Regions from separate parts of the Homo sapiens genome. Here region 2 is linked to region 1. The links are chromatin loops, found by intact Hi-C in ENCODE. Cell type or tissue: gastrocnemius medialis. All regions are shown on one strand. Links, peaks and the distances in the headings refer to the core of each region. The heading gives the core; the rest is flanking DNA. Region 1 overlaps MICAL3 (microtubule associated monooxygenase, calponin and LIM domain containing 3). Region 2 holds the start of SLC25A18 (solute carrier family 25 member 18).

The links. A loop is a pair of places that touch in the nucleus more often than their neighbours do. Peaks named below come from ENCODE experiments on the same cell type or tissue, not always from the same donor. Only the 100,000 strongest peaks of a DNase experiment are listed, where the experiment ranks them.
Region 2: a loop joins it to region 1, with 7 times the contacts of the local background. A loop is called at or near these places in 5 of 110 quality-filtered maps.

Annotation. Positions count from the first base shown.
Region 1 is chr22:17,776,814-17,790,455 of GRCh38, forward strand. It overlaps MICAL3 (microtubule associated monooxygenase, calponin and LIM domain containing 3), which reads right to left. Exons shown (of 32, transcript NM_015241.3): 32 at 10,836-13,642. It overlaps LINC00528 (long intergenic non-protein coding RNA 528), which reads left to right and starts at 477. Exons shown (of 1, transcript NR_103718.1): 1 at 477-2,668. RefSeq lists enhancers at 512-991, 4,367-5,380, 8,098-11,279, 8,440-8,549, 9,800-9,849 and 3 more and a silencer at 11,708-11,920. In gastrocnemius medialis, for the core only: CTCF peaks have their summits at 8,602 (motif pointing left), 8,810 and 10,153; DNase peaks (open chromatin) are centred at 8,588, 9,011, 10,118 and 10,498; H3K27ac peaks cover 4,241 bases.
Region 2 is chr22:17,562,346-17,577,625 of GRCh38, forward strand. It overlaps SLC25A18 (solute carrier family 25 member 18), which reads left to right and starts at 1,153. Exons shown (of 11, transcript NM_031481.3): 1 at 1,153-1,368; 2 at 7,579-7,641. LOC105372850 (a long non-coding RNA gene) reads right to left here and starts at 7,733. Exons shown (of 3, transcript XR_001755420.2): 1 at 7,633-7,733; 2 at 1,924-2,158; 3 at 1,352-1,768. RefSeq lists a silencer at 924-1,218 and enhancers at 6,324-7,075, 7,076-7,826. In gastrocnemius medialis, for the core only: no CTCF peak of the experiment used is centred there; DNase peaks (open chromatin) are centred at 4,166, 7,970 and 8,676; H3K4me3 peaks cover 2,168 bases; H3K27ac peaks cover 6,829 bases.

The sequences.
Region 1 (13,642 bases), core at 5,373-13,372:
GCCTCCCAAGTAGCTGGGATTACAGGCACCCACCACCATGATTGGCTGGCTAATTTTTGTATTTTTAGTAGAGACGGGGTTTCACCATATTGGCCAGGCTGTTCTCGAACTCCTGACCTCAGGTGATCTGCCCGCCTCAGACTCCCAGAGTGCTGGGATTACAGGCGTGTGCCACCACACCTGGCCTTTTTTTTTTTTTTTTTTTTTTTTTTTTGGGACAGGGTCTTGCTATGTTCCCCAGGCTGGTCTTGAACTCCTGGGCTCAAGTAATCCTCCCACCTCGGCCTCCCAAAGTGCTGGGGTTACAGGCATGAACCACTGCACCCGACCTGAATGATGTTTTTGGCAATGAAAATGAAACACAAAATCCAGCAAGGTTTGACGGGGAAGGCGAGCTGGCGACCACATAGTCACAGTCGGCCTTTGCTTCCGCTTTATGCTGCAGTTTCTCACTGTCACTTCCTGCCACCGGGCTCGTCTTCCTGTGAAAATTCAGCCCCTCTTCCTCAGTTACCCCTTTGCAACAGAACGAGGCCGGCATTTTCTAAAGCGTCCTTGAGGAGTCCAGTTCCTAAAAGATTATTTCAGAGTCCACTGTTGTGGGCTGACTTGAATGCTCTCAAAATTCGTAAGTTGAAGCCCTGACCCCCAGGACCTCAGAACGTGACTGTGCTTGGACACAGGGACTTTCCAGAGGTGATTAAGGTGAAGTGAGGTCACTGGATGGCCCTCCTCCTATCTGACTGGTGTCCTGATGGGGACGCGGACACCCACACAGGAACGGACCCGGGGAGAACAACACATCGTCTCTGCGCCAGGGAGAGAGGCGTCCGGGGAACCCAGCCGTGCCCACGCATTTATCTCCGCCTTCCGGCTCAGAATTGTGAGGAAACCCGCTTCTGTTGTGCAAGTCCCGGGTCTGTGGTGCTCGGCCATGGCGCCCCCAGAACTGCATCCCCACCTTCTGCTCTGAGCCACCCATCCCCTCTGGAAGGGCTGAGCTTCTCTCCCTTTCCACCTTCTGTTCTGAGCCACCCGTCCCCTCCAGAAGGGCTGAGCTTCTCTCTCTTTCACTGCCTATGCTCTGGGAAACTTTCAGAATCCCCAGGCTGTTTCTGGAATAGTCTGGGATGGTCATTTTCGGTCCTCACAGAACCGGGGGTTTGGAAAGTAGGTGAAGCCATATGGGTTGCAGAGAATCTGGCCCAGCCCCTCACTAGTCCCTGTGCTTGTTAGTTATTCTTTAATTACTTGGATATCAACTCTGATTTAAAACATCAATTTAACATACAGATAATGCTGGGACTGCAGCTTCGCCAGGTGGCCTTCCTCTCCCGGTCTCGGGAGGCGTCACCCCCATCTTGTCCCCCCAAGATCAAGCGAAAAGGGCAAAGTTATCTTTTTTTTTTGCAAAATTCAAACCTTTCCCTCCTTCCCAGGTCTGGGTCACTTGCGACCCTCCTCTCAGGCTGCTTCTGACAGGCCCAAGTCACAGCCAACTTCAGGGGAGCTGTGTTGGATCCCTCCAAACTCCGGGAATGATGTGACCTCCCCGGCGCTCACCCTGGGCCTCTAGGTTAGACTCAGCCCAGACCCTGGCTCACAGGGAAGCAGAGCCCATGGCTGGCCTCCACCCGCTCAGACGCCCGCACACAGGCCAGGGGAGGGCTTGGGGGCAGCTCTGGGAGGGTCCCTGTTTGCGCTGTGGGTGTCCAAGGCTGGGTGTGCAGAGCTGAGGTTGCCACACACCTGAGGGACTCTCGCATAAGGATGGCGCAGGGCTGGAAGCTGGACTGAGACAGTGAATGAGACAGCGCTGCCGGCTCTCTCCGCGCCGTGGACTGGCTCCTAGGCAGTCTCACGAGCAAGTGTGCTGTTGCTCGTGCACGTGTGTTTTAACTGAGATGTGAGCTGGCGCGTTTTCTCCACCCGGCTCCATCTGCTGGGTCCCTCCACATTGCTGCGCGTGTGCCTCCAGTGCCATGGGGTCCCCACTGTGGGCAGCCCTGCATTTTGCCCAACTGCCTCCCAAACCATGGAACCCCAGTGACCTCCAACTTGCCGCCATGACGAGCCACTCTCATTCATATCCTCAAACACGGTGCTCTGAGCCCGAATGAGGGTTTCTTTAGAGAGATATCTGGGGACCAAACTGTAGGGACAGAGCTCCCGTCTAAGGTGGGCCTGTGGTGAGGTCTCCCCAGTGGTACACTTTAATCCCACAGCAGGGCTTGCAGGCCGCCCTGCTCCATCCCCACCAACACTGGGCAGGATCTAGCCTCCAAACCTTTGCCAGTCTAATAGTATAAAATGATAGCTCGGTGCTATTTTGGTTTTGCATTTCCATGGTGAACAATGAGTTTGAGAGTTTTTGTTCAAAAGTCCTTTGGGAGTTCGAGACCAGACTGGGCCACCAGGAGTTCAAGACCAGCCCGGGCAATTCAGTGAGATGTTCATCTCTACAAAAAATAAGAAAGATAAAAAATTAGCCAGGCATGTTTGTGTGTGCCTGTGGTCCCAGCTCCTCAGGAGGCTGAGGTGGGAGGATGGCTTGACCCCGGGAGGTGGAGGCTGCAGTGAGTTGTGATCGTGTCAGTGCACGGCTAGCCTGGGCAACAGAGTGAGACCCCGTTTCTAAAATAAAAATAAAAAACAAAAGAGAAAAGTCCTTTGGGTTTCGTCTTGGTATTACTCAGCAGAGGACAGAGGTGTCAGTTTCCATCCTCCGGCAAGCAGATGCTGAGACAAAGCTCGGTGGGAGGTGACACCCAAGAGGAAGGGGCGGGATTGGACAGGGACAGCCTTCAGATCACAATGGGGATCGGACCCCTGGGAGGGGAGAGAGGGAGGAAGAGAACTGGTCGGCTGTGAAGCAGATCTGATAGGGCCCTGCTGCGACACCAACAGCAGCTCAGGGCCAAGGATGCTGTTGCAGGAACAAGGGACAGACCCCCCATACCACTGGCTCAGTGCCTGGAGCACGTGGCCTCTGTGGCTGCAGCCCGAGGCTGTCGGCTGAGGCACTCCACACACCTGGAGAGCACGTTCTCTGTGGAAGGAGACTGCAGCATTCCCACGGCTCCAGAGCAGTAGTGGCGGCACCTGGAGAAAGAAGTCCACCACCTTCCTGATGGCGGACTCTTTCTGCAGGCTCGCTGCAGTAACAGACTGGGAGCTCCGGACCTGGCGTATTGCTAGCTCAGTCTGACGGGGTCCCGGCTTTCCTCTGAGGTTCTCCTCCCAAGAGTGCCGAGATTGATGCTGTCCCATCCAGCGTCTCCGCGGTCACCAGCTCTTCACATCCCTGGGTGAAGATGGGGAGACAGTGCGCGTAGCTTACTCCCGAGTGACTTGGGATAGAAGCCACGGCACAGAACTCTACAAGGGACACTGGTGCACTGAAGAGCAGGGTGCGGTTCTGACCAGAAGCATCTGTGCATCTGGAGGGCAGAGGGTGCGTGGGCACGGGGGTCTGGGCAGGCCTCCCAGGGCAGAGGTCAAGAGGAGGGCGGGAGGCCTCTAGCTTGGTGGTTAAGAGCTCAGCCTTCAGAGTTTGTTTTCTCAGCTCTATCCTTGACGAGCTTCGTGAGCTGTAACTGGCCAGGGGCTGCCCCCAGAAAAGCTGGCCTCCAGCTCCCCGCATCCTGAGGCCCCAGATCAAGTTTCTTGGGCCCCAATTTCCTGTCATCAAAGAGATGATAGTACATTCCTCAGAGGCGGGCTGTGAATACATGAAACGCAAGGTCTTAGGCACCCAGCATGCGCTCAGGAAGCGTGGCTTGTGATTACCCGGCAGTGCGGTGGGAGGCTCCTAGCAGCTGTGTGTGCTGTGAGTGGGGTGGCTGGGGTCCCTGTGGGAGGTGCTTCAGAGTGGGGGCTGGATGGCGGCTCCCGAGGGGCATGGGGAGAAAGACAGGAGCAGAGGGGCTGCCACGCACTGCCCTTTTCCCCTTCCACCCCAGTCCCCTTCTCAGTGCACCCTTGGAACTTCACCCCCTCCCTGCCAGCTGCCCCCACCGCCTTCCCCTGTCCTGAAGCCCCTGTCCCTACCATCCGCCCCAGACACTTCCATGCTCTTCTTGAGGGTGGGCTGTCTCCAGGTGCCGCTCATTCCCCGGCCGGGCTGCTGTGCTCTCACTGAAGCTCAGGTGCTCTCAGAAGCAGAAGGAATGAGGGGTGGAGGGGCCAGTGTCCTCCTGGCCTGAGGACAGGGCTGGGGAGGCAGGGGCAGAGGTGGCCTGTCCCCTGCTGGCCAGGGCTGACACGCGGTAATGGCTATTACCAAGTGGGCCATTTCTCCCTCCTGCCCCTCCAGGCATCTCATCCCCCCACACTGCAGGAGGTGAGGTCTGCACAAGGCCTCTGCTCCCCTGGGAATAAGCCCATGCGTTCCATGGTGCCTCCTAAGCCCCTGAACTGGAGCCCACCCCAGTACTGGCGGGGGCCTGATTGCTGGAGTGAAGGCTTCCTCCTTCCTGGCCACCCCATTCCCCTCATCTCTGGGACAGAAACCGACAATAAACGCCTGCCCGAGACCTGGGTTGGAAAAACAGAGTGAACACACACCATCACATGGCAGGAGGCCAGGTGCACAGAGCCCTCCCTGCAGTTAGTTCCCCAGGAACTGGGGCTGCAGGGATGGCCCAGAGCTCTCAGCCAACATCAAAGGGCCACAGCACCGGGGCTGGTGGCTCCTGGCCAAGTCAGCACCGACCACAGAGCTCCCCTCTCTGCCTAGACCCAGGGCTCTGCCCTGACAGCCTAGAGAAGGGCCTGGCTGGTGGTGCCTGGCTGGGTGGCTCCCTGCCTAGGAGGTGCTTTCCCCAAGCGCTGGGCCTTGAAGGGCCGGTGGGTTGTGAGGGCAAGAGTCTTGCTAGAGGAGAGGGGAGAGATGGCGAGATGCAGGACCAGAGCCTGGGGGGGTGAAAATCATGTTCACCCCCATGGTGAAATCACGGCCATGGTGAAGACCAGTCCCACCCACTGAGCGGAGGCAAGTAGACCCCAGGAATTCCCCAGCCCCGCTGCTGGGTGGGTGTGACCCTGCAGAAGCTCTGGGAGGCTGGCATGACTCAGCTGTTGCAGAAAGACCAGTCTGGGGTTTCCCATATTGCTTCAAGCAGCCTTTTCCCTGGGACTGCTCTATCTAATGCCAACAACCCTCAGCTGCTAGTGAGCCCTCGCCACCAACTTTCAGAGGGCTAACTCCTAAGGCCCAAGGGCTGGAAAACTCCAAGCACAGCCCTCCCAGAGTCTGGCTGTGGCTCAGAATGGGTGCTGGGGCAGGGCGAGCAGGATTTCCCAGAGGGAGCTGGGCCCTCTGGCGTCCGCCCCAGGGCTGGCCCAGCCCAGGGACCCCCATGATATCCTTCCTCTCACCCTGCCCTTTCTGAAGTGAACTCTTTGGATATTGGCCAAATCACACCCAGCAGAGGGAAGGGAGTGGAGGTCCCGGTGTGGGGGTCCCGGCGTGGGGTGGCTGTGCCCAGCTGGAATGTTTTGCATGGTGATTTGTTAGAGGGATATTGAGCAGAGGGCAAACCACCACTGTGTCTAGCATTCTGCTCAAAGGTGCAGAAACCAAGACTGCCACGTGCAGAGTGAACGGCCCAGGCTGTGGCCCCCCGGGGAGGGGCTGAGTCTCAGCACTGCAGCCTTATGCTGTGCGCAGTTCAGACCTGCGATAGGCGAGAGGCCAGCAGACACACGCCTCGCCTTACGTGACGTTTCTGCCATCTTCATTCCTGTGTTCGCTTCTGTACCAAATCTCCCCCACACACGATCTGACCCCGTGGCATCCTTCCTTTCCTACAAACTGCACTGAGACCCAGGTGTCATCGTGAAGTTCATGCCAGCCAGAGGAGCCACTGTGGCGTTTCCGGCCATAGGCCTGGGCAGGAGCCGCTCCCAGGCGTGCCGTGGGCAGGGCCGGGTCAGCCTTCAGGGAAGAGATGCCTGTATGGGACCAACTCAGGCAGCCACAGAGGGATGGCCCAGCACCCCACAAAACCCAAAGTGCTCAGCGTCTAGGATCTGTTTACGGGGCAGAGAAGTGGATGTTCTTTTCCTGGTTCAAAGGTAGAAACAGGCTTGGAGAGCCGCACCCGGCATCAGCCAGCCAGGCAGACGCCTGGTCTAGCGCTTGGTTCTCACAGGCATGTGGCCTCCAGTAAAAGATCTTCCTGGAGAGAGGGATGAAGGCTCTTGGGATCATCTTTAGAGGTGCTGATGGAGAAGCGGGGGGGGGGGGCCTTCAGGTGGGTGTGTATCCCTTTATCTAGAATGCTTGGGACCAGAGGTGTTTCAATTTTTCAGATTTTGGAATCTTTGCCGACATGATGCTCAAAGGAAATCCTGCATTAGGGAGTCTTAGCCTGTATCTCCGCTGGCGTGGAGGAAAAGGACAGGAAAGTTTTGAATGGCGGATCCACCCAGGGGACTTCCCTGGATGGGGCGCTGCCACCCCTGGGCCCTGTGTGGGAAAGCTTCAGTACTACACGGTGCCACCGGCTCCCAGCCCCAGCTGAGCTCACCGTCCAGCTCTCAAAGCCAAGGGCAATTCTTTGGCACCTGAAAATGCATCTAAAACTATGACGTTTATAGCTGCCTTAGCCCTACTTAATCTCTATTTCTCTACACCAAATCTCTCTACTGCATGTGCTTACGCCTACGTGCTCTGCTGCCATGGTGCCTTGCCAAGAGCGTGGCTGTGCTTTAGTTCTCCCCGGGGCCTTGGAGGACTCTCCAGGGAGGAGGAAAGGATGGTGCTAGGGGGAGGAGGCTGGGGGTGGACCTTGTTCTGATGCCCCTTGTCTCATGCACGAAGTTCTTCACCCTCCTCCAAACCTTGACCTGGTGGGAGCAGAGACTACCCCCTCCCTGGGGCCAGGGATAGGATGCTCATGCCTGGGAAGGCCAGCAAGCCTTCCCCGCTTACTCAAGGCTCTGCAGGGTTCTGGGGGCCGGTGCTGTCTTTGGTGCCATCCGATTGCTTCTGCTTGTGGGCCTCACCCTAGGGCTGTTCACCAAAGTCCTTCTTATCACAATCCTGGCTTGAAATAAGTGGGTTTCCAATTTTTTATCCCTGATCTTGCCTGGATCTTGATTCTGAGACTCCTCCCATCCCACCCTCTCCAACAGCAGAGACCCCTCCCATTAGCTGCACGCGATTGCTCCGAGATAACAAAGCATTGGCAGATGCTGGTGGAGCAGGCCTGCCCTTGACGTGGGCAAGAAGCTTGGGGAAAAAGACAATTTCCTGCTTGTCTTTTCTTGTCAAAATACATGGCCACACCAGGGGAAGGACAGGAAGAATTCTCTTACCAGCCAGCAGCGGCAACTTAGCAGCTACAGACACAGAGCGCAGGGGACGGGCGGGAATGACTGGCCATGGAGGAGCCGAGAGAGTCGGGACCTGCAGGAGCTGCCTGCTGAGGCGGTCTGGCTGGGCAGGTGGTCCCTGTGCTGGGGCCTCCGGGTGGAAGGCATCCCAGCCCCCCGAGGGAACAAGTTTGGTCCGAGATACATTTTTGAAAGGTATTTAATTCTCTAAAAACATTTTTAAAAGAAGTGAGACCCACTGGGGAAAGGGAGCTGCTGGCTGCCAGGTGCCTCTCTCTCCTTTTCTCCCGAGAAAGACCTGGCAGCCACTCTGCCGGGGAGACAACCGGGGGCTAGAGGGGCAGGCCCTGGGCCGGGCGCAGTGGCTCACGCCTGTAATCCCAGCACTCTGGGAGGCTGAGGTGGGCGGATCACCTGAGGTCGGGAGTTCGAGATCAGCCTGACCAACATGGAGAAACCGCATCTCTACTAAAAATACAAAATTAGCCGGGCATGGTGGCGTGTGCCTGTAATCCCAGCTACTCAGGAGGCTGAGGCAGGAGAATCACTTGAACTTGGGAGGCGGAGGTTGTGGTGAGCCGAGATCGCGCCATTGCACTCCAGCCTGGGCAACAAGAGCAAAACTCTGTCTCAAAAAAAAAAAAAAGAAAAAAGAAAAAAGAAAAGAAAGGCAGGCCCTGGACACTCATGGGGGCTGACCACTGAGAGGCTCCTCTCGCCTGCTGGGCCGGGTGCCTGTGGGTTGAGCAGCCCCTCAACGCTGACACTCCAGCACCCATCTGGACAAATCCCTCATCCTTGACGATGGCCTTGTGAAGACCCAGGGACCCGTGGCCTGTCCCTGGAGCTGCTGCTGGGACACCAGCTCTGACCTGCTGCCTGGGTGGAGGGGTGGCTGGGGCAATGGGGCCGGCTGAACCCTCTGGGAACACGGACTCCACGGGGGCCCAGCAAGTTCGTGAAACAGGGAGGCTGGCCTCGAGCTGCAGGGGGCTGCCTCCCGAGTCCTCCTAGGGTTCTCCCATCAGGAGGCATCTGTGCATCTACACGGGGCCCGACTCCGGAACCTCCAGCCTTCCCACGTGCTCCCCCATCCTAAGTTGGTCAGCAGTCCCAAGTCGGTGGGAGGAATGCGAGGCGCCGGCCGGGTGAGTGCTGTGACCAGGCTGACGTCGGGGGAAGAGACAGGAACACATCCCGCCAGGACACCGAGCTGGTGCTCACCTAACTTGTGCTCCCTGCCGCCCTCTTGTGGGTGGGCAGACACCAGCAGCTTCAGTCAGTCTCGTGTCACACAGCTGCGCGAGGTAGCTCCACACGCACCTACGCGTCTGGAGGATGCTATCCCTGGCTACTTTGGGGACCACTCAATACTGGCAGCCTCACCACGGTTCAGGTGTTGACTGTCCAGGGAGGCCCTCAGCCCCATCCACCTAGTCCTGAGCCACCCCACCCTGGCCCCACCCTGGGCCCCACGGCTGGAAACAGCCTGCTCCAGTACTGGATGTGCACTCTGTGGCTCGGACGCCGCGGGGGCATGAAAAGGGGCTGTGTGTGCAGCACAGGGACTGTCTTCCTCCTCCGTCCTGGCAGTAGGTGGCTTCTCTGGCAGTGTGGCTGTGGCACATGTGGCCTACCCACAGCAACTGGACTCCTCTGCCTTCCCCGGCAAAGCCCCCGCTGCAGGAAGACCTTGGGGCAGGGGGCACACGAAGAGGCTGCTGAAAAAGCTCCTGGTGAAGCTGAGCAGCCACAGGCTGTTGGGAGGGCCACGGGCCTGGTCTCATAGGCTCCTGTGCTGTGTGCGGCAGGAGGCTCCGGCCCCCGGCCAGTGTTTGGGTGGTATGGCCTCACCCTCCTCACTGGGCATCACTGGGGAGGTCATCCGAGCAGGGGACACGAAGAGGGGAGGGTCTAGCACGTGGGCCAGTGTGGCCAGCTTATAAAATGGAATAAAATGGCATGTCTTGTCCCTTCATTTTTGGCTGATTCTTAAGATGGGACTATGTGAGGATTCAGGGTTCAGGAGGGACTTTGGAGCTGTTAAAGATGTGGTGGTTCATGAAAGAAGAGCTTCTTGTTTTTTGTTTTAAAATAGTTTTTAAAATTTAAAAATGATAGAGCCTATACTTTTTTTTTTTTTTTTTTGACAGAGTCTCACTGTCACCCAGGGTGCAGTGGCACAATCTTGGCTCACTGCAACCTCCACCTCCCAGGTTCAAGCAATTCTCTTGCCTCAGGCTCTCCAGTGTGCCACCACACCCAGCTAATTTTTGTATTTTTAGTAGAGACGTGGTTTCGCCATATTGGCCAGGCTGGTCTTGAACTCCTGACCTCAGGTGACCCTCATGCCTCGGTCTCCAGAAGTGCTGGGATTACAGGCGTGCGCCACGGCGTGTGGCCTTTTTGTGTGCTTCTGACAGTGGCTCTGGCCTGGCCCAGCAGCCTTCCTTTCTGGTGTCCTCCCTAAAGCAATACTTATCATTTCCTGCCACCTGAGGTGGCTGTGAACTGCAGCCCAAGGCTGCCTGGTGCAGCTCTGACAAGCAAGCCCTTCTGAGGAACAAGAGCCTGGGGGTCAGGTGACTACCAAGCCCCATTTCCTTTCCCAACAGGCAAGTGACCCAGCTCTCCTTGTACGGGATGTCCTCTAGGGCCACAGGATATGCACTTTGAGCTGCTCATCCATTTTTGTCCTCTGTTCTACCTGACACGCCCACATTTGTCCCAGCCAGGCCTTTCTTTGTTCTGGAATAGCTGGGAACGCAGCTGGAAGGACTGGGAGCCAGCTTCCACTGAGTGGCTTCTAGCTGCCTGTAGGCGGTGTGGCTCACGTGCACAGAGCTGCTGCGGTCTTTCCCTCCCTGCATGGCGCCCCTGGATGGTCACAGGGTCAGCCGTGCTCCCAACAATGCAACACACCGAGGGAGGGGTTAGAGAGACAGCTGGGGCGTGCCTCGGAGGCTTCTTAGAACAAAGAAAGAGGAGCTGGCCAGGACTGTTCCCTGTAATCTCCTGGGGACAATTTTCAGGCTAACGAGCAGTGACCCTACGCACTGAATGACCTCGAGATCGTTGAAACATCTGAAAGGTTTAGGCGTGGGTGCTGCAGACCCCATGCCATGGACTCCCGGGTCAGCTGTGCTGCAGGACAGAGCCAGGCAGGGCTGGAAGGAGGGCTGCCAGGACCACAGCATCACCCTGACTCAGAGTATCTCCAATTCAAAGAGCACACTTCCCTTCCAGAAGCTACTGGGGCTTCGTCTGAAGAGTGGCTGCTTCTCAAACTTGGCTGCCTAAGACATTTACTCAAGTGACAGCAGTTGTGGCTGAGCCAGGATATTATGGAGGACTAAAAAAAAGCACGAACTTAAAAAAAACCATGTATTCTTTAAACCGTCTTGCACGCACCCAGGCACGAGCTAGATGCGTCATACCTTGCACCTACACCATCCACCTGAAAAATACAGTAAAATGACTTAAGAAACACACTATTTATTTGAAAAACTTTTATTTTGCATAAAACAGACCCATTCCCTTTGTGGGTCAGATGTTACCACCTTTAAAAAAATGTTTTTTAACTCTCCTTTCTGTCCCACTGAAAAATTTATTTTGAAAGGGTTAAGAAGAGTCTATCATTGCTGGTCAAAATCGGCCTGAGGATGGCCGCCAGGGACAGAGGCCTGAAGGCATCATCTGGGCAGGCCTGGAAGCCCACGGGGTGCAGCATCCTCAAGCCCAGGGGCGGGAGCGCCTCCGGCCTGCCCTCCAGGGAAGCTGCATGTGGACCTCCACGGTATTCAGCCTCCAGTTTAGTCAGCCTTGAGTCTGGGCTGCTCCCGCACCTGGTGTTTTATGCGTGTGATATATGTGTATCCATCCTGCTTCCCTGCCTTCAAGGGAAGACTTAACTCTCCGAGAGAAAACCTGCCTGGAGCTGCGCACATTCTCACAGCTTGAGAACGCTTGACGCAGGAAGTCACCAGAGTACTCAAGTCAACCGCAAACTAGTGGTTACAAAATGGGAGCTTTAAAAAAAGTGCTCTACTAGAACTGGGTGTCCTCACAGTCGGGAGCAGAAGGCTGGGGCGCAGGCCTGCGGCTCTGCGGCGCCTCTCTGCAAAGGCTCGGGTCCACCTTCCAGACTGCAGGCTGCCGTGTGTGCTGTGGAGGATGCCACAGTGTTAAGGCTGACCAGGACCAGAAGGTGACACTGGGCTCTCCTGCTACGTCTGGCCACTTACAGCAGATCCCTAGGCCACACTCCTTCCAAGCCACTTTGCAAACTGTTTCCCTGTTGTGGGGCCAGCAGGAGCTACAAGGGCCGAAGGCGGCTCTGCCGGGGCTGGACCGGTTTTGTGGCATTCGAGGAGAGGTCTGGGAAAGGCCACGCAGGCAGTGAAGGTCTTTTCCCACGTCCAATTTTATGGGACGACTGGGGTTTGAAGATGGAATCTAGAAACCCTCCTCTCCCCTTTTTTAAGTAAAGAGAAAAGAAAAGGAGACCTTTGCCTCACGTGAGAACAGGTGGAGAATCAGCGCTGTGGCGGCCACTAGCGGCGTTATCTCCCGGATGTGCATGGGAGAGAGATGGCAGCTTCTGGACAGACAAGGATGACACAGGTTCTTTGCTCCTTTGCAGCTGGGATGAATGTTCAAGTTGAAGCACAGTGTGGTTCCCATGGAAAGCCCAAGGTCAGCACAGCCACTCAGCCTGCTCCACTGCGGGACGCCTTGGAGGGGCCAGGCCTCTGCTCCCAGCTGGCCCCAGCCCACGGAGGCGGCAGGCGGCTGGAGCGCCCCTGGCAGGCGGGTCTGGTCCGGATGGCTCCTCGCTGGGCTATGTGCTGACTGCTTTGATGGACAAGCACCCCACCCCGATTAGCTCAGTGGCTTGATGAGCTGTACACAGCCAGGCTGGTGCGGAACCGTGAGAAAGGAACAGTTTGGCTATAGGAGCTAGTGATTCGGGGCTCGCCCTTTATGTCCCCATGAAGATCCGGCACAAGGCAGGTGCCCGTCGCCTTCGGAAGGAAGGGCGGGAGTCGCTGATCTGCTTGAGAGGCACCAGCCTGCATCCCAGCATCCACTGCAGCACTCGCGTTTCCGTCTGGGTGAATCTTAGGCTGGGAGGAGGGAATTCTCACCAGCCACATGATTCCAGGGTCCCACCTTGCACCCTCTTGGCCTGTGTGGATGAGGGCCCATCCTGAAACCTTCTTTAACATATGTGCGGAGGAAGGTGATGCCCTGGCCCCCAAACTGAGACAAGGGCGAGTTCTGCAGAGCCGGAATTCTCACTGGGAGGGTGAGAGTGGCAGCTCTGCTGTTGGCCTGGCCCAAAACAGAACGGAAATGCACCCTCATCACATGAGTGGTCCAGATGGTCTAGCGCCAGGGTGAGGCAGGCACCGGGTGGAGGAGGGGACAGAAAGCTGTGAGGAGGACCCACACAGGGGTTCTGGGCAGCTCCCTGATGCCAGCCAGGCCAGTGATACGAAGAGAAAGGCTAATAAATAGATGCACGTGAGGAGCACCGGGCAGCCCCGGACCAGGTCGCGTAGGACGCACCAGATGCCGCTGTGGCTCCCGCACCCGGGCGCAGGTGATCAGTTCCTCTAGTAAAGATACACAAACGAAGTTACTTCTTTTCAAGTATTAAAAAATAAGTTAATTGACAAAAAGGGTTTGAAGCGGCTGAGCGTCTTGCCAGGTTGTCAGCTTCATTTCAACGTGCAAACACAGGAAAAACACGGAGGAAAAGGTCATCTCCTGTCCCGACATAAATGTGGAACAGGGACAATGCCTGTCTGCCAACTGGGGGCTTAGAATGTAGGGCCTCATCCTGTCCCCCAAAGTCAGCATTTTCCAGTGTCAAAATGGTTGTGAACTACAAGCAAAATGCAGCAACCCACAAGCCTCAGGCCACAGCCAGCAAGCGGCCCAGGCATTTGGCCACTTAGGGTCCAGTGTGTGGTGTTCGGCTGGAGGGCAGACCCCTCCTGCGTCCTCCTAATTTGCATAATAATTCAGGAGCCTGCCCGCACCTCCATGTCTCCTGTGATGCTGGGGTGGGCATGACTGGACGCCCCCATCCTGGGTCTCGATCGCACCCTGACCCCTGACCCTGCTTTCGTGGGGTATTGTTTACGTTTCTTTGGTGGTGCTCCAGGGAGCATGAAGAAGACAGTGCCCCTCGCACGGCGCACTGTGGTTCTGACGGGGAGCAGCTTCCCTCTCTTACCAAATGTGCCAGTGGAAAAAAGGGGCACAGCCAGCACATCCTCAGGGAGCGCGCGGG
Region 2 (15,280 bases), core at 3,914-11,913, 220 kb before region 1:
GTTGCCCAGGCTGGTCTAGAACTGAGCTCAAGTGATCTGTCTGCCTCAGCCTCCCGAAGTGCTAGGAATTACAGGCGTGAGCCACTGTGCCCGGCCTTTATTTTTTATAAGGAACTTAGCCATTTAGAGTGCTTCCAGATTTATCTTCTTCGGGCCAAAACCAGCAACAAATATATGTACCAAAAGTTAGCATCTTCCACTGGTTAACTGTTTCAAAACAGTGCAGTAGGCAGTGTAAATGTGGCTCTATTTTTGGAACTGTTACTGTTTAACGCTTGTTAAGCATCCTGGGTAAATATATCTTACACAGATAATCCTACACAGTGAGCTTCTTAAAATAAGAGCATAAAAGCTACTCGGGCAAGATTTAGGGAGACAGGAAGCTATACATTGTTACTGTAGATTAGTCTCAAAAGTTCTGATCAACTTTCTATTTTGACATTTGGAGACATCCATAGGTGCTTCTCTTGTTAAAGATTAATGTCTCTTGTCTCTAAACCAATTCGTGTTACTGGAAGGAAAGGCAACGCAAGTTTTATAAATCAGCCCCTTTGTGGGCTCCATTTTGCTATACTCTATGTTCTCTGAGAGTGCTACCAACGGAATTGAGAAAATAACCATCCAGACGGGCTATTTGGGGGCTGATCTTTACCCTGGAATCTTCCTGGAAGGTGAACGGCCTATGTCATGCAGTTGTTATGCAAGAGGTATCATGGGACCTTTCCTTCTGGGCGCTCATGGAGCCGCGGCAGAGCCCTGGGTGACCCAGCAGCAGCTGCCTGCTGTGTGGCTGCCTTCACTGTCCTCCCCCACAACTGCTGTTGATTTCTCTGCATTGACCCTGCAGATGTTTCCCTGGCCTCGTGGTGTTCCTTTGGACTTTTAAGGGACCTCTGTGCATCTATTTTAGTCCCCTTTCTGCTAGCAATGCTCACTCCCCTAGTTTCCTTAAGCAGTTTTATAAAAAACCTTCAGTGAAAAATACTAGCCAAGAAGGCGAAGGCATCTGGAAAATCCCCAGATTTGGCTATTGTGTGCTGCAATGCCAGCCCCCTTCTACAGCCATGACATGCATATCAATGCAGGTGCCCTTGAGACTCCTGCAGGTTCGAGAAAGCATGACATGCTCCCAGAATCCTGGATTTGGACTTCATTCTGGACAGCATATGACAAGGACGAGGACCCCTATTCTAGCCAGTTAAAGCTGGACAGAATTTTTAAAAGCAATGAAGCCAGTTCCTTGGATATATCCACGGGCTTTGCTTTGAGAAGGAACTGAGTAGGCAGTGAGAAGAGTCGAGTGAAGCCTGGCCCGTGAGTGCCTCAACAACTGAGATGAACGTCGACTCGCTTGCAGGCAAGTTGTCAGTAAGTATTTATTAAATACCCACCGTGAGCCTTGTACTTTGCCTAGTTACTAAGAAACCAAAAGGGGGAAAAATAGCCTCATCTGCTCAGAGTTCATAATAAACCTGTATTGTGAATACAGAATACAGAAAAACTGGACTCTAGTGAGGTGCTAGAAAGAGTGTACTGCTTAGCTGAGATAGCAGATGAAGGAAAAATATTTTTGGTTCCTCCCTGCCATGCAATCGTACCGGGAGGGTGGAGTGTTGGTGTTCTCAGCCCATTTAATTTGGATGGAGCTGCGGGCTCATCAGTTTGGGGACTGGCTTCATCGCTTGTTCTGTCCAGCAGTCGCGTCTTCTCGGACTCCTTGTTCCAGCTTGAATTCCTCTTTTGCCCTGGCTCCACTCTAAGACGAAGACTGTGTAATTCAGAAAATGCAGCGCAAGTAATTATGTCCAGTGTGATGCTAAACATTTCCCAAAGGCAGCGTAGATCTGCAGAAACTGCAGCTTGGGAGAAGTGATGGTGTTCCTCTCCCCACCACCTCAGCCTGCCCTGATCATTCTCACTCACATGATCTATTGTGATGTTCTCACAATGTAGCCTGGCCATCATCTGGGAACTTGCTGGAAATGCAGATTTTGGCATCCCGCCTAAGACCTTAAACTGAAGAAGGGCCTAGCTCTCTCTTGTAACTAGCAACAGATGCAACCTGCATGGTTCTGATGCAAACTGACCTGGAAGAATGGCCCTGGCATTTACATTTTGGTCCTTAGATGCAGGTAATCTGAGCTGAACATCTTCAAACCTGAGGCATAGCATAGAAAAAAGAATACAAACAGTTTATATAAAGTAAAAAAAATTTTTAGAAAGGACTTAAGTTGGCTGGGGCGCGGTGGCTCACACCTGTAATCCCAGCACTTTGGGAGGCCAAGGCGGGCGGATCACGAGGTCAAGAGATGGAGACCATCCTGGCTAACGTGAAACCCCATCTATACTAAAAATACAAAAAATTAGCCAGGCGTGGTAGCAGGTGTGGTAGTCCCAGCTACTCGGGAGGCTGAGGCAGGAAACTCACTTGAACCTGGGAGATGGACGTTGTAGTGAGCCAAGATTGAGCCAGTGCACTCCAGCCTGGGGGACAGAGCAAGACTCTGTCTCCAAAAAAAAAAAATCAGGCCCAGGCAACATAATGAGGCCCCACCTCTACAAAAAAATAATTGTTTTAATTAGCCAGGTTGATGGTGTGCACCTGTGATCCCAGCTACTCAGGAGGGTGAGGTGGGTGGATCGCTTGAGCCCAGGAGCCCTCCCTCGGGATGCTCTTATTTCTGCCTGCAGCCTCATTTGTCACTCTGTGCAGACTCATTCTGTTTTTGTTTTGTTTTGTTTTGTTTTGTTTTTGAGACAGTCTTGCTCTGTCACCCAGGCTGGAGTACAGTGGCACAATCTCGGTTCACTGTAAACTCCGCCCCCCCGGGTTCACGCCATTCTCCTGCCTCAGCCTCCCGAGTAGCTGGGACTACAGGTGCCTGCCACTATACCCAGCTAATTTTTTGTATTTTTTAGTAGAGACGGGGTTTTGCCATGTTGGCCAGGATGGTCTCGATCTCCTGACCTCGTGATCCACCCACCTCGGGCTCCCAAAGTGCTGGGATTACAGGCGTGAGCCACCACGCCCTGCCAAATTTTCTATTTTTTAATAGAGATAGGGTCTTGCCAAGTTGAAGTGCAGTGGTATGATCATAGCTCACTGCAGCCTCCAACCCCAGGGCTCAAATGATCCTCCTTCCTCGACCTCCCAAGTAGCTAGAACTACAGACACACACCGCAGCGCCTGGCTAATTTTTTGTTTGGGGTTTTTTTGAGTAATTTTTTAAAAAAATTTTTGGACAGGTGTGTTGGCTCACGCCTGTAATACCAGCACTTTGGGAGGCCGAGGCAGGCAGATCACCTGAGGTGGGGAGTTCAAGACCAGCCTGACAAACATGGAGAAACCCCGTCTCTACTAAAAACACAAAATTAGCCGGGCATGATGGGGCATGCCTGTAATCCCAGCTTCTCCGGAGGCTGAGGCAGGAGAATCACTTGAACCCAGGAGGTAGAGGTTTCAGTGAGCCGAGATCGTGCCATTGCACTCCAGCCTGGGCAACAAGAGTGAAGCTCCGTCTCAAAAAATAAAGAGATGGGGTCTTGGATGTTTCCCAGGCTGGTCTCAAACTCCCAGGCTCTAGTGATCCTCCCACCTCAGCCTCCCAAAGCACAAGGATTACAGGCGTGAGCCACCGCACCTGGCCTCTGTGTTTACTTTTTTGAGGACCTGCCATACTGTCTTCCACCATGGCTGCCGTGTTTTACATTCTCACCAGCAAGGGTTCCAATTCTCTACATCCGCACCAATGCCGATCTCTATTTTTTTGAACCATGCTTGTGGGTGTGACACGGCACTGCACCGCTGTTTCTGGTGCCTGCTGTCACCCCCTCATCTGCAACTGCTACTTTAAGCTCATGTCAGCTGCCAAACTTCTCTTCCCTCCCCGTCTCCTTACCTACCCCCTGCTTCTAACACTCTCAGTGGGGGGATAATGTATCTTCCTCCTGCTGATGCGTGTTTCAAATCTGATACCTGCCTCTGGCGTGTTTAATCACCCACCAAGCCCTGTATAATCTTCACAGAAACCATTCACATCTCTTCCCTCCTGTGAGCAGGCTGTCATTTTCTTTTTTTTTTTTCCAACTGGAGCCTCGCTCTTGTTGCCCAAGCTGGAGTGCAATGGCGCAATCTCGGCTCACTACAACCTCCGCCTCACGGGTTCAAGCGGTTCTCCCGCTTAAGCCTTCCAAATAGCTGGGATTACAGGCATGTGCCACCATGCCCAGTTAATTTTGTATTTTTAGTAGAGACGGGGTTTCTCCACGTTGGTCAGGCTGGTCTCGAACTCCCAACCTCAGGTGATCCGCCCACCTCAGCCTCCCAAAGTGCTGGGATTACAGGCCCGAGCCACCGTGCCTGGCCCAGCCTGTCATTTTCTCTTTTGCCTAGCTTACTGTGTAATCTCCCTGACTTGTCCAAACCACTTGGCACTGCCAGAGACCTGAACTGTCCCGTCGGGTCCCTACTCCATAGCATCCTCTATCAGCTTTCCATTGCCCACCAGAAAAGGTGGGAAGAAAATTAGCATGGGCCGGCCGTGATGGCTCACACCTGTAATCTCAGCACTTTGATAGGCTGAGGCAGGCAGATGGCTTGAGGTCAGGAGTTGTACACCTGCCTAGGGCAACATGGCAAAACCGCGTCTCTACAAAGAAATAACAAAAATTAGCCAGGCATAGTGGCATGCCTGTAATCGCAGCTACTTGGGAGGCTGAGGTGAGAGGATGGCTTGAGCTCAGAAGGTCAAGGCTGCAGTGAGCCATGATCACGACACTGCGCTCCAGCCTGGGCGACAGAGCAAGACACTGTCTCAAAAATAATGTATATTTTACAAAGAATTAGCATGTGAATACCTTTTATGTGCCAGGCACTGTACTAAGTGCACTACATCTAGATATGAGTCCCATCTCATAGATGAACAGGCAACACAGACAACTTAAGTAACTTGTTTAAGGTCACACAGCTAGTAAGCAGTAAACTAAGATTCAAACTGTTTCAAAAGCAATCCTATTTTCAAGTCCACTCTACAGCCTCATTTCAGATTAATTACAATCCTGTTACATGGATGTCCCATTCCCCTTTTATGAAAAAAGCACTAAAGTAGCTTCCCTAAAGTGTATTACTTCATAATTTAGGAGCTGGAATCTGAACGTGCATCTGACTTCAAAGTATCCAGTGCTGATTCTTCACCTCTCCCAGATCCTTCGCCTGGCAGCAGGGCCCTGTTTCATCTAGACCCAACGTGGTTTAACAGCCTTTTGCCCCAAATTAGACAATTTGCCAGTGGATCTCCATTTTACCTCTCTATCCTTGCTTTTATAATTCCATCAACATCTTTGCCTTTCCTCCAACCCAAAATCAATTGCCACTTTCTTCCTGAAACCTTTCCATGTCTCCAAAACTCCAAGAAACCTTCCTTAACTCAAGCAGCATTGAGTTCACAACTCACTTGTAGGAATGCTTGTTCCTTGGTGCCGTAAAGAAATAGCACTTGAATATAAATTTAATTTTTTTAGTAAGGCCATTTTTATACTTTCTGCAGAAAGGGTACACTTGCTAGCAGTTTTGTCACGAGAGTATACTGAACAAAGGAGACAGGGTCGTTTATAACCTGATGGGTCTACTTTATTGCTGTCTGGTTTTTTTGGCTGGAATGGGACTTTATATTTTGTATTTGTTTTGATTGGCTAGTAACTTACAACTTTTTAAAAGAGGCAAAGGCAGAGGAGAATAGGCCAGGTGCGATGGCTCACACCTATAATCCCAGCACTTTGGGAGGCTGAGGCGGGCGGATCACGAGGTCAGGAGATCAAGACCATCCTGGCTAACATGGTGAAACCCCGTCTCTACTAAAAAAATACAAAAAAGTTAGCCGGGTGTGGTGGTGGGCACCTGTAGTCCCAGCTACTCGGGAGGCTGAGGCAGGAGAATGGCGTGAACGTGGGAGGCTGAGCTTGCAGTGAGCCGAGATGGCACCACTGCCCTCCAGCCTGGGTGACAGAGCAAGACTCCATCTCAAAAAAAAAAAAAAAGGCAGATGAGAATAAAGGAAGGAGGAAGGAACTTGTGGAATATCGAGAAAGGTAAAAACACCTTTAAATAAGGAAGAGGAACAGGCTATGACCTAATGTTTGTTTGGACCAGTATAAGTATGGCAGGGCAAATATTGAGGCTAAACTGTGGGAGCCGAGAATATAAAGTACATCTTTTTTTTTTTTTTTTTTTTTTTTTTGAGACAGTCTCACTCTGTCACCCAGGCTGGAGTGCAGTGGTGCGATCTCGGCTCACTGCAAGCTCTGCGTCCCGGATTCACGCCATTCTCCTGCCTCAGCCTCCCGAGTAGCTGGGACTACACGCGCCTGCCACCACGCCTGACTAATTTTTTGTATTTTTAGTAGAAACAGGGTTTCACCGTGTTAGCCAGGATGGTCTCAGTCTCCTGACCTTGTGATCCACCTGCTTCGGCCTCCCAAAGTTCTGGGATTACAGGCGTGAGCAACCGTGCCCGGCCTGTATAAAGTACATTGATTTTTTTTATTATGGCTGGTAGATATTTAAGAATGTTAGCACAGGTCTTTGAATAAATTTTGCTTTTAAGAGAAATTACTACTTATTTTTAATTAGATGGGGAGGAAAGTCTTTTAAGAGGAACCTCTTCTTTACTTTTTTTTTTTTTGAGATGGAGTCGCCCAGCCTGTAGCCAGGCTGGAGGGCAGTGGCGCGATCCCAGGTCACTGCAAGCTCCGCCTCCTGGGTTCACGCCATTCTCCTGCCTCCGCATCCCGAGTAGCTGGGACTACAGGCGCCCGCCACCACGCCCAGCTAATTTTTTGTATTTTTAGTAGACACGGGGTTTTACCATGTTAGCCAGGATGGTCTCCATCTCCCGACCTCGTGATCCGCCCGCCTCGGCCTCCCAAAGTGCTGGGATTACAGGCGTGAGCCACCGCGCCCAGCCCTCTTCTTTGCTTTTTACACTTGTAACATTCTTAAGCATTGAGAATGTGCCAAAACTACATTGCAGCCCTCCTGCAGCTGAGCACGTGATAGCCCCCAACAAATACATGCAAAGTGAAAGGAAAATGTGTTCCTGCAGGGAGGATGCCTCCCAGGATCATTGAAATAGCCGGTTATCAGCAGTAAGAAAAGTGCATGAGACTGAGAAGCAGAGATTTGCTTCTGGCACCAAATGTCTTGCAAAAGTGTTTGCGTTGCATTGATTTTCAGTGTTTGTCCTCCTCCCTGGCTTCCAGGTCTCTGAGTGGGCGGTGAATCTCCCCTCACCCCCAAGCTGCCTTGTTAAAATCTTTTCCCAGCCTGGACTTTTTGTCCGAGTCATACTAGCCACCAAGTAAACAGCAACCTACTTGCCACCTGGGGAGGTGCAGCGTGGCTTGACTGGATAGTAGCCTCTTTGGGTTTTGCTTCAAACCCAACCTATTTGAAGGTGCAGTGTGCGGTGAGAGTCTGGAACCCTGCAGTGGTGATGAGGGGGAGGCAGAGGGAGGGAAACTGACCACAGAAGGGAAAACCAGTCCAAGCTGGCTGACACTGAAAGCCACCTCTCCCTGCAGCTCAGCAGCGATCTGAACTATATCCTGGGTTCCAGAAAAGGCAGAGGTTCTTACCGAAAGCAGGTAAGTGTCTTGTCTGTCTGCATCAAGCTCAGAGTTGGTAGGAAAAGACTCTTCTAGCAAATAAACCATTGGGGGAAAGGGGAAGAGCAGCCAGTGGGACAGGGACACTCATCCCATTTGTTGGATAGAGTCAGAAGGGGTGGGCACGAGGAAGTGGCCGCCCCTGACCATGGGGTATCCCAGGCAACATCCAAGCCAGGAAGCAAGTGATTTTCTTGGCAATAAGTCAAGAACTGGCTCCTGGCTACTAGTGTGAGGGGCTCATTCCTGGGAACACTCACCCTTGCTCTGCTAATAAGAGGAAGTAGGCGGGGACGTGGTCATCACCCTGAGGCCCCCAACCCAGCTCCTCACAGTGGGAATAAATGAGCACAGCTCTACAGTGGAGCCAGCAGTCTCGTGACAAGTCTGACAGCAAAGTCAGATGGGGAGTCATTGTGGCTTCTTGATTTGAGGATGCTTACTGGATGCCTCTGCGCCGTGGCCAGGATACTGCCCCAAGACTTTTTGTTGTTGTTGAGACAGTTTTACTCTGTCGCCCAGGCTGGAGTGCTGTGGCATGATGGCGGCTCACCGCAACCTCCGCCTCCTGGGTTCAAGCAATTCTCCTGCCTCAGCCTCCCGAGTAGCTGGGACTACAGGTGCATGCCACTATGCCTGGCTAATTTTTTTTTCTATTAGTAGAGATGGGGCTTCAGCATGTTGGCCAGGCTGGTCTCGAACTCCTAACCTCAGGTGATCTGCCCGCCTTGGCCTCCCAAAGTGCTAGGATTACAGGCGTGAGCCACCGTGCCCAGCCTCAAGACCGTCTTAACTCACAAATAACTGGTAATTTTCATGGGGAAGCAAGTCAGTGTCAATGTAATGCAGTAAGTGCTGCAACTGAATATTCAATGGGTTAACAGGAGAGGGCTCCTAGCCAAGAATGGGGTGACTCCAGAAAGGCATGTGGGAGGAGGTGACGTCTGAGCTGAAGCCCAAAGAACAGTTTGTAAATCACTGGGTTTGGATGCGGAAAGAGTGTCCTGGGTGAAGGGGACAGTATGTGCAAGACTCGGAAGCAAGACTGACGTGTTCCGAAAGCAAAAGTTGAAAGCAGGGGGTGAGGGAGAGGAAAACCAGGGCAGGTTGTGCGGGAGTGGGAGCCTGTCCCGAGAGCCGTGGGAAGGCAGCCCCCGCGCCCTTTCACCCACTTGGCCGTTTGGAAGGTGGATTTGAAGGCAACAAGGCTGAAGGCAAGGAGCTGAGTTAGGAGCCCTCAGGCATCCGGAGGGACAATCTGTGGTGATCTAGCAGTGGCTGCACAGAAGGGGAAGCCAGAGGAGTCAAGCCAAGGGAATGGGACGTTTTTAAACAGGAAGAACGAAAAGCTATGTGATCTGAGGAGCTTGGAAAACTCCAGCACGCTCCTCCCTGCAGCTCAGCAGCTAGTATCATTTCTCTAAATAGTGTGTCTTGTTCACAATATGACCCTCAGTTACAATGTATTAAGAATCACTTCTCCAGCCGGGGCGCAGTGGCTCAGGCCTGTAATTCCAGCACTTTGGGGAGCTGATGTGGGCAGATCACTTGAGGCTGACGAGTTCAAGACCAGCCTGGACAACAGGGTAAAAATGCACAAATTAGCCGGGCGTGATGGAGCACGCCTGTAATCCTAGCTACTTGGGAGGCTGAGGCAGAACTGTTTGAACCCAGAAGGCAGAGGTTGCAGTGAGCCAAGGTCACACCACCGCACTCCAGCCTGGGCAATGCAGTGAGACTGTCTCAAAAAGAAAAAAAAAAAAAAAAGTCTGGGCCCAAGGCAGACGGATCAGTTGAGGTGAGGAGTTTGAGACCACCCTGGCCAACATGGTGAAACCCCGTATTTACTAAAATACAAAAATTAGCCGGGCATGGTGGCTCGTGCCTGTAATCGCAGCTACTGGGAGGCTGAGGCAGGAGAATCGCTTGAACCTAGGAGGCGGAGGTTGCAGTGAACCGAGATCATGCCCCTGCACTCTAGCCTGGGCAACAGAGCAAGACTCCCGTCTCAGAAAAAAAAAACAAAAAACTTTGCCAGGTGTGGTGGTGCGTGCCTGTAATCCCAGCTACTCAGGAAGCTGAGGCAGGAGAATCACTGGAACCTGGGAGGCAGGGGTTGCAGCGAGCCGAGATCACGCCACTGCACTCCAGCCTGGGCAACAGAGTGAGACTCCATCTCAAAAAAAGGAGAATCGGCTGGGCACAGTGGCTCACCCCTGTAATCCCAGCACTTTGGGAGGCCAAGGTGGGCGGATCACCTGAGATCGGGAGTTCAAGACCAGCCTGACCAACATGGAGAAACCACATCTCTACTAAAAATACAGAAATATAGGTGGGCATGCTGGCGCATGCCTGTAATCTCAGCTACTCAGGAGGCTGAGGCAGGAGAATTGCTTGAACTCTGGAGGTGAAGGTTGCAGTGAGCCGAGATCGTGCCATTGCACTCCAGCCTGGGCAACAAGAGCAAAACTCCATCTCAAAAAAAAAAAAAAGAATCACTTTTCCACTGGGTGTGGTGTCTCACGCCTGTAATCCCAGCACTTTGAGTGGTTGAGGTGGGATTACTGTTTGAGCCCAGGCATTCATGACCAGCCTTAGCAACATGGCGAGACCCCATCTCTACAAATAAATTTTTTTTTTTTTTTTTTTTTTGAGACGGAGTCTCGCTTTGTCGCCCAGGCTGGAGTGCAGTGGCGCGATCTCGGCTCACTGCAAGCTCCGCCTCCCGGGTTCACACCATTCTCCTGCCTCAGCCTCCCGAGTAGCTGGGACTACAGGCGCCCGCCACCACGCCCGGCTAATTTTTTGTATTTTTAGTAGAGACGGGGTTTCACCGTGTTAGCCAGGATGGTCTCAATCTCCTGACCTCGTGATCCGCCCGCCTCGGCCTCCCGAAGTGCTGGGATTACAGGCATGAGCCATGGCGCCCAGCCCTCTACAAATAATTTTTTAAAAATTAACCGGGCGTGATGGTGCACACCTGTAGTCTCAACAACCCAGGAGGCTGAGGCGGGAGGATCCCTTGAGTCAAGGAAGTTGAGGCTGCAGTGAGCCAAGATCACGCCACTGCACTCTAGCCTGGGCAACAGAGTGAGACCTTTTACAGTTTTCTGTACCTTCTGGATTTTCTACTATTTTTTCTATTACTTTAAGCACTTTAAGAAAGGGAGCAGATGTTCATTAGTAACAAAAAGTCATGGATCATTCCTGTTAGCTCATTATTTTCTAGCAAAACAGACAGGGTGGGCCACAGGTTAGTTCTGGTGGTGGGATTCAGGCAGGGGTGGCCGGAGTAGCCTCTGAATGCTGCTGAGTGGTGAGATCAGTTGACAGTGCTGCACCTCCTCTCTGACTTCCTCCCCACTTCCCCCCAAAACCTGTCTGCTTCTGACTCTACACCAGAACCATCCTTAGCCACCTCCACGTTTGAAAAATAGAGTCTGGAGTGGTGAGGAGGTAGGACTCAGTATCTGGAAATACTCCTGGAAATGGGGCACCTGGGGGCTGGAGGACTAGCCCAAGGCCAGCCACGGCAGCATGGTGTCTACAGCTGAGGTGTTCTTTCTGTCAAGCCGGTGTGCCTGCTGGCTGACTTCCTTCCCACAGTGCTGAGGAGAGAGTTCCCGAAGCCCCACTGACCCCATCTCTCTCCTTCCCTGCAGGCAGCTTCGGTTCCTAACTTGCATCCTTCATTCCTCACCTCAGAGCTGAGACAGCTCCATGGTTCTCTGCGGTTCAGCCCTGGACAGTCACCAAGGCTCTCTACAAAGTTCTCTCCCAGTAACCCTTGTTCTCTACCCCTTCTCCCTAATCCCTCCCTCTCCACTTCATTGTTTTACTCTGAAGGGTCTCCTAATTGGCCTCTCACTGACTCCCCTCAACCCATTCTTCCAGAATAACTGTCCTCATACTACATTCAATGTGGTATTTTCCCCCTTAAAAGCATTCAGTGTGGCTCACGCCTGTAATCCCGACACTTCGGGAGGTGGAGGTGTGCGGATCAGCTGAGCTCAGGAGTTCAAGACCAGTCTGGGCAACATGGCAAAACCCATCTCTACAAAAATTTTTTTTAAAAAAATAGCCTGACATGGTGTCATACACCTATGGTCCCAACTCCTTGGGAGGCTGAGGTGGGAGGATCGCTTGAGCCTGGGAAGCAGAGGTTGCAGTGAGCTGAGATTGCGCCACGGCGCTCCACCCTGGGCAACAGAGCCAGATCTTGTCCCCTGAAAAAAAGAAGTATTCAGTGTTTTGTTACTGCCTACAGGATCACATTTAAAAATTCACTTTTCATGTTGTGAAAATGCCAATCAAAAAGAAAACAAAAAAATTCCCTTTTAGGAGGGCACATGCTGTCTCTAGCCACCCAGGCTCCCCACGTGTGGCCTAACCTGCCTTTGCAGCCTCCTTCCCACAGTTCTGTTCCCTGAACCCTCTGCTCACACCAAGCCCACATCCAGGGTCTGCACGCCCCACCTTCTGCTTTTAAATGCTTCCTTATTCTTTTTTTTTTTTATTTTTTTTTTTGAGATGGAGTCTTGCTCTGTCGCCCAGGCTAGAGTGCAATGGCGTCGTTTCGGCTCACTGCAATCACCACCTCCCGGGTTCAAGCGATTCTCCTGCGTCAGCCTCCCGAGCAGTTGGGATTACAGGCACGTGCCATCACGTCTCGCCTGACTGATTTTTGTGTTTTTAGTAGAGACGGAGTTTCACTATGTTGGCCAGGCTGGTCTCGAACTCCTGACCTCCTGATCCACCCACCCTCGGCCTCCCAGAATGCTGGTATCACAGGCGTGAGCCACTGTGCCTGGCCAATGTTCCCTTTATTATTATTATTATTATTATTTATATATGTATTTTTTGAGATGGAGTCTCGCTCTGTCGCCCAGGCTAGAGTGCAGTGGTGCGATCTCAACTCACTGCAACCTCCGCCTCCCAGGTTCAAGCGATTCTCCTGCCTCAGCCTTCTGAGTACCTGGGATTACAGACATGCATCACCACGCCCAGCTAATTGTTACATTTTTAGTAGAGACCGGGTTTCACCACATTGGCCAGGCTAGTCTCAAACTCGTGACCTCAGGTGATCCACCTGCCTCGGCCTCCCACAGTGCTGGGATTACAGGTGTGAGCCACTGTGCCCCGTGCTCTCTTATTCTTTAAGTCCCACTTCTCCAAGCCAGCCCTTAGTGACTCTGCACACCTCTGAGCCTTTCAGCACGCACTGTCTAAGCCGCTCAGTTGCCATTAAATGGAATGTGAGGGTTTTAAAAATGTATTTATTAAGCACTCTTTGGTTACCAAGTTACAGAACTCTACTATCTTAAGACAATAAGTCACCTCATTAGAAGCATAGTGGGAGACCCTTTTTGTGGTCAAGGTCAGGAATAAAGTGGATCGCTGTGCAGTAATAAGGCAGAAGTCTCTCCCGCCTTGCATCATCTCTGCGGGTCTGCTTTATTTATCTCTGTTTCCTCAATCATGTGACAAGTTTGCTGATGGGCCCCAAGTTTTATCTGTTACAGGTAAAATGCCCCTAAAAGAGGCTGCATACACTTTAAAAATTCCTATGGAAGGGGTTGAATCATTCAGCTTAAGTCAGGTCTCCATCCTTACACAGTGAACAGTAGCCAGGGGATGGAGTTCCAGGGACGTGGCAGTTCCCAGTGCAACTAACCCGGAATAGCAAGGGGGAAAGGGCAAGTCCTAGAATGGGGTATGCTCACCCACTGCATTCCACCTTTTGACACTAAGAACATGCAAACATGCTATTTCCCGTGTATCAAATTTCTTCTTCTCAATATGATTCAGTTATCACATGTAAATTGTGAATGCACTTGTCTTCCCAGTGCACAGTGACACAATGTCATGGCCAGATGCTGCATCCCAAGGCGGTGACAGGGAGCCTCTGTCTTCCAGCTGGCTGCTTTTCTAGTCCTTTCCCACTTTGTTTCCAAAGAGTTCCAGATGTGTTTTCTCATTGTTCTGCATCCCAGCACTTAGATGATCTTTTCTACCCCAATACCCCCTACACCCTCTAAATTCCTTCAGAAAAGAAGGTAGAGGAGGCCGGGCATGGTGGCTCATGCCTGTAATCCCAGCACTTTGGGAGGCTGAGGCGGGCAGATCAGGAGGTGAGGAGATGGAGACCATCTTGGCCAACATGGTGAAACCCCATCTCTACTAAAAATACAAAAATTAGCCATTCGTGGTGGTGTGAGCCTGTAGTCCCAGCTACTCAGGAGGCTGAGGCAGGAGAATAGCTTGAACCCAGGAGGCGGAGGTTACACAGTGAGCCAAGATCGCACCACTGCACTCCAGCCTGGACGACAGAGTGAGACTCCGTCTCAAAAAAAAAAAGAAAAAAAAAAGAAGTCTATTCCCATCAGTGCCGGAACCAGTAGGAATTCAATTCTGTGGAGGGCAAGGCCTTGCTTTGTTCCCCAGCTGTGTCCCTGCTGCTTAGAACTGCAAATGGCATACAGTAATCACTCAACAAATATCTGTAGCGTGACTAACACTTAGGCTTGTGGGTTGCCTTGGGGGGCAGTTATCGGCCCTGGTGCCAGGTTTGGGGTTTTCATGGTGCTATGACTCCTTTCATACCTTGCCTGGCTAATGGTTTCGCCTTTGTTGCCTGTTACTAATGCATTTACTGCTGCCAGGAATCTTGTCAAGTCATAGGCTTTGATTAGCATAGGCCTGCGAAAGGGAACTTCCGGGGCTGGAACTGCAGCAGCTTGGTACAGCCTCAGGGTAGGGAGGCTCACCCTCCAGCCAAGTGCTCTCCGTGGGTGGAAACATTATCACATCTGTTAGCTATGCTATGGAGTGGCCCTGGGATTAGGGTGTCCCTAATTTCTCTGGCATCTGTTAAATACCCCTATTCCAGTAGCCCAGGCTGGAGTGCAGTGGCGTGATCTTGGCTCACTGCAACCTCCGCCTCCTGGGTTCAAGCGATTCTCCTGCCTCAGCCTCCCAGGTAGCTGGGATTATAGGTGCCCATCACCGCACCTGGCTAATTTTTTTGGGGTGGGGGACAGAGTCTCACTGTGTCACCCAGGCTGGAGTGCAGTGGCACCATCTCGGCTCACTGCAAGCTCCGCCTCCCGGGTTCACGCCATTCTCCTACCTCAGACTCCCAAGTAGCTGGGACGACAGGCGCCCACCACCACACCCGGCCAATTTTTTGTATTTTTAGTAGAGACGGGGTTTCACCATGTTAGCCAGGATGGTCTCGATCTCCTGGCCCTGTGATCCGCCCGCCTCAGCCTCCCAAAGTGCTGGGATTATAGGCGTGAGCCTCCAAGCCCAGCTAATTTTTTGTATTTTTAGTAGAGATGGGGTTTCTCCATGTTGGTCAGGCTGTTCTCAAACTCCTGACGTCAGGTGATCCGCCCGCCTCAGCCTCCCAAAGTGCTGAGATTATAGGTGTGAGCCACCGCACCCGGCCCACAGTTTCTAAAGTAGTAATTTAGTTCTAGAAACAGCAGGGAATATGATTATAAGAGCAGTCACAATGTTCTCAATTATTGGACTCCCTGGCTTCAGACAGAAACAGTTGTGTCCTGTCTATTTTTTTTTTTTTTTTTTTGAGATGGAGGCTCGCTGTGTCACCCAG